Regions from separate parts of the Mus musculus genome. Here region 2 is linked to region 1. A link is a loop called in an ENCODE intact Hi-C map of the cell type or tissue named here. Cell type or tissue: left cerebral cortex. All regions are shown on one strand.

Evidence for each region. Peaks named below come from ENCODE experiments on the same cell type or tissue, not always from the same donor. Only the 100,000 strongest peaks of a DNase experiment are listed, where the experiment ranks them.
Region 2: it touches region 1 in a loop (2.3-fold over the local background); 1 of 42 quality-filtered maps calls a loop at or near these places.

The regions. Positions count from the first base shown.
Region 1 is chr14:17,903,358-17,905,857 of GRCm38, forward strand. The region is part of intron 2 of Thrb (thyroid hormone receptor beta); the gene reads left to right. Among named protein-coding and RNA genes, the nearest start is that of Thrb, 240 kb to the left of the region's middle. In left cerebral cortex, a CTCF peak has its summit at 1,407; a DNase peak (open chromatin) is centred at 1,410.
Region 2 is chr14:17,816,912-17,819,411 of GRCm38, forward strand. The region is part of intron 1 of Thrb (thyroid hormone receptor beta); the gene reads left to right. Among named protein-coding and RNA genes, the nearest start is that of Thrb, 160 kb to the left of the region's middle. In left cerebral cortex, no CTCF peak of the experiment used is centred here; a DNase peak (open chromatin) is centred at 1,408; H3K27ac peaks cover 1,170 bases.

The DNA of each region.
Region 1 (2,500 bases):
TCACTGCCCAAGGCTTTGGACAGATCTGCTGGCATGGGGGAATGTTGCTAGACCCAAGTTAATATGCTTAATGGATCATCAGCCTTGACCTACAGGATTACTAGGTGTCTCTGTTAAATGCATTCTTCTGGTTTCTGTAATGCAGCTACAGATACCAGGGTCCTCTGTACACCTGACAGTCCTCCCTACGGCTACCAAATAGCCTCATATACCCCTTTAAAACTCAAATACCTCACAGAACCTACTCATGACTGAACCCTCTCCTTCATCTGCAGTGGGAGAGTCAGCCCTTTTCCTATACTCCAAACCGTCTCCTCCATATGGGGTCTCTTCCAAGGACCTCTTCCCAGGATCTCTTCCTCCCTCCTCTTTAAAGGAAAATTATATATATATAATGAAAGAATATGTGTGAGTATATGAATGATGAATATATATTATAAACATATAATTTTCTCTTTAAAAGTATGTATGTGTGAATAGACACGCATGTATACATATCATCCTTTTCACTGTCTCTTAAAACCCTCCAAGTGAGTCTTCCATTAGGGTTTACTTTGTTTGGATGCTTTTAAAGTTCATCTCTTACTGAACTTTCATTTGCTTCACGATGACATTTGCACACATGCATGTGCTGTGCTTTGACAGGGTTTACCCTCCCTCGTGCCCTATTCTGTGCCTTCCCTTCTCCTGTTTTCTCTGTGACCCTTCCACAATGCTGGTACTCTTACTCATTTTTCTTCCATATCTGAAGGAAAACACTTGTCTTTGTGTGGTTGGTATGTTCCTACAACATGATGGTCTCTTGTTCCTGCTATCCTGCAAACAACATGATTTTATTCTTCATAGCAGAGTAGAAGTCCACTGTAAATTTCAAAACACATCTCCTGCATCAGACCCCCAGCTTCCACTCCCCACCCCACCCCAACATGTCTGTCTCCTCATCCCCCACTGACTCTGACATGATCCATCCAACAACCAAGTAACACTTGTTAAAGTCATGGAGGCCCTGTGACCATCTTCTGACTTCTTACCAGAGTCAATACCCAAGTCACTCCTTCCTGTCACAAGCACCTCCCCTAGCGTCTGTGCTTTAAATCCTTAGGCCCCAGTACTCTGTTCCCCTAGACACGTCCATGCACATATGTCCTTCCTTAGCAGCTCACTTTTTCTTTTCTTCCCTTTTACTAAGCATAGGTTTTCTCATACAGTATACTCTGATTACAGTTTCCCTTTCCTCTGCTCCTTCCAGGTCCTCCCCACCTTCCCTTCCATCTAGGTGTACTCCCTGAGCTCTGGGAAGAGAGATTGGATGTCCACATTCAATTTAGATGTCCTTGGAGGTTAGAAAGTGGTATCAGATACCCTGGAGCTGGTCCTGGAGGCAGTTGGGAGCCACCTGGTGGCACTGGGAACCAACTTCAGTCCTCTGCAAGATCAGAATGCACGCTCAACCACTGAGCCAGCCTCCAGAGTGACTTCTGAAGGTTAGATGTAATCATTCTTACTTCTTTTGCACATACCTTCAACTTACCCATAAATATAAAATCCTGCCTTGTGCAGCAAGTGGATCATGCTGTTATTGTTCCATGGAGACTCACACCTATCATGGAATGCTTTCTGCCTCCCCTGAGAGGCCTTAATACCCCCAGCTGCAAGGCAGTCAGGCAGCCAGGCAGCCAGGTAGCCAGGTACTCACAGCCTGTGTCTGAGAGTCCCTACCTGGCCTTGCTCTGATGTGCTGCAGCAGCCCAGCTCCTCGGAGGCCACAGCCTCTGATTATCAGACCAGCACTTTGTGGTCCAGGCTCCCTGTGTCATAGAGTCTAGGCTTGGGACTTACCTTCTTAGACTTTCTGCCCAGGCTGCTCATACCTGCCCTTCAATCTCATCCTGATCTTGGCCCTTGGGGACTCACACCCCACTCACCACTTCTCGTCAAATCCCACATCTTGGTATTTGCTCTACAGCACTTAACATAACTGTAATTCTACATTGACAAGCAAATTAGTTTGATTGGTGTCTGGTCTTTTCTGTAAGTATAGATAATGTATTACTTTTCTTTTACCCTACACATCTAGTTCCTAGCACACAATAATTGATCAGTAGCCCTACAAAAAGAGTTCACTGCTGTGTTACCTTTCTTGGGGAGTCTATTATACACAGGCCATGCGGCAAATAGCAGAAGACTAAAGTAATTATTGCATCCAACTCCAGCGTGGTGAGCCAGTGATTTTACTGGAGTCACTTACAGAACCATGGATAAGGGTTACCTCCATGAGCATGCATGAGAAGAATCCTACAGTAATGAGGGTTACTCCAGGAGAGTGGGAGGAGTTAGTTATCTATCTACTCAGTTAGAACATGAGTGATAAGAGGGAAGTTACCCGTGGGGGTAGAGCAGGAATAAGAGTCACCTCCAGAATAGGGAGAGTTATCAGTGTGGGGGAGGATGTTTTAGTGCCTGCATCACAGAAAGGCCCACATGAGTGACAGCTCACAAA
Region 2 (2,500 bases), 86 kb before region 1:
GCTTGTGTTGTATTACTGATGTCTCTGTCAGACATGGGAGGGGCAAGAAGAGCTCCTGTTGGATTAGTGATGTCTGTGTTGAACATAGGAGGAACACATTTTTACCTCATGTTCACCTAGAAACTTTTTTTTATTACGTATTTTCCTCAATTACATTTCCAATGCTATCCCAAAAGTCCCCCCCCCCCCCACTACCCACCCATTCCCATTTTTTGGCCCTGGCGTTCCCCTGTACTGGGGCATATAAAGTTTGCCTGACCAATGGGCCTCTCTTTCCAGTGATGGCCGACTAGGCCATCTTTTGATACATATGCAGCTAGAGTCAAGAGCTCTGGGGTACTGGTTAGTTCACAATGTTGTTCCACCGATAGGGTTGCAGATCTCTTTAGCTCCTTGGATACTTTCTCTAGCTCCTCCGTTGGGGGCCCTGTGATCCATCCAATAGTTGACTGTGAGCATCCACTTCTGTGTTTGCTAGGCCCCGGCCTAGTCTCACAAGGGACAGCTATATCACCGTCCTTGCAACAAAGGCTTGCTAGTGTATGCCATGGTGTCATCGTTTGGAGGCATAATGAATATGCTTTAGAAAGATGGATTGCTCTCCTCAACATGTGGAGGGAGGAAAGAGGACAGCACATAGCTATAGCCCAGAGCTGAGGCTTCTAGCCTCTCTTGAGATTGTTTGATTTCTGTTGAGTTTTTCTAAATCATTTGTTTAGATCGTTCCTTATAAGTGTTGTAACATTGTATTTTTTTTCTATCCATTCCCATGACTACTCCCATGGTTTCAATCCTTATTATAAGAATTAAAATGGAAGTTTTCTCCATTCGTCTCTTGATTCTTATGCTTAAACTTTTTAATGGGGTCAGGAGTTATTAGGTCCATATGATCTATGTGAGATCCATGCACCATCTCTCTGAAAAGTGAAGGCCTGCACAAGACGCTACAAATTATTTAAGGAGCACTGGAAACTCCCCTGAGTCCATGCTTACTACTTGTTAGTTTATCTAACATCCATGTCTTCCTCATGTTGGATGGGGGCAATAATCCAAATGCATACTTTGGATAACTGAACTCCCTGCTCCAAGCCATTATGTGTCTTCTAACCTCAGAACACAGACCCAGTCTTCCTGATAGAATCCCAAACTAGTGACACCTATTCTGCCTTTGTAGCATTACCTACTGTACCTCTAAGCTTTGCCCTACCAAATCAGAGTGCCTCACTAACAGTCCCTCAAGAATTCTCAGTGTTCTGCCCTACAAGGGCCACTGTCCACAGTCCTCTCCCTGGTCTCCTGGACTGGGCCCTGCCCTACTTTCTAGCTGAGCCTGAGCTGGTTTTTCACCGTATTCATAGCTTCAACAGTCAGCACTGAAGAGGCGTTGTGTGAGCCTGGCAGATCCTCAACAGTTGCACACTTATCCACCCCCAGCTTGTTTCCTTGCCCTCCCCTTCTTTCCAACAGGCAGCCTTCTGAGCTTGTGTAGCTTCTAGACTCAACCATTGCAGGGAGGAGGAGAAAGAAACAGAAGGAAGAGGAAACAAAGATGATTCCATCACTCTGTCTTCCAGTGATTTTACCTCCAGTGATTACAATTTCATCTCCTCTGTGCTCCAGATACAATGGGGCAGACCCATAGAGCTTCTATTTCCACTGAGTAAGCCTGGACCACAAACCTGACCCCAGTATCTACCCTACAATCAGAGTCATCATCATCATCACCACCATAATCATCACCCTCATCATTACTTTACTTGTTTGTGTATGCATTCATGCCACAGTATACTGCTCTGAGGATAATTTCATAGTTATTTCTTTTTCTCACCATGTTGGTTTCAGGGATAAAACCTAGGTTATCAGATTTGGCAACAAGTACCTGTATCTGCCAAGTTCTATAGCCAGCCCTCCGTTCCTTTATTCTTGCCTGAATAGTTAAAAAGCTTGCTCCCATTGCTAAGTTCCTAGATACTGCAATTCCTATCTTTTGATTTAAGCGTTTTCCTTCACCTGTATTTTCATGTGTCTGCATGATATTTCTATTAACTTGGCCGATCTCTATATTCCCAGGTAAATCTTTCCTGGTCCAGCTGACATTTGGCAAATATTTGTTCAATTAATCATCAGGTTTTAAACTGTCTTCTGGGTGGTCATTCCTTAGTACAACAGATCAGCCTGTTAATTAACAGTGCTCAGTGATATCATGTGGGCTTCCTTGGTCAGTAACAAATTATCCCCAAATCCAGAAGCTTGAAACAATTAGCATTTATGAGTGCCTGGGTTCAAAGATTAGCAGGCTAGGTCTTTTAGTCCATCCAGGGCTCTTGAGGTGCTGTGGACAACAGCAGCTGCGTGACTCTGCCATTGTGGCTTTATGGAGACAGTTGATGGAGCCATTCTCACTGTGCTATTCTAGAAGAGGCCAAATCAGATATGCCCCCAACATAATCATGGGACAGCAGAGAGACACTTAAATAGAGCAAGAACTTTCTCAAACTTG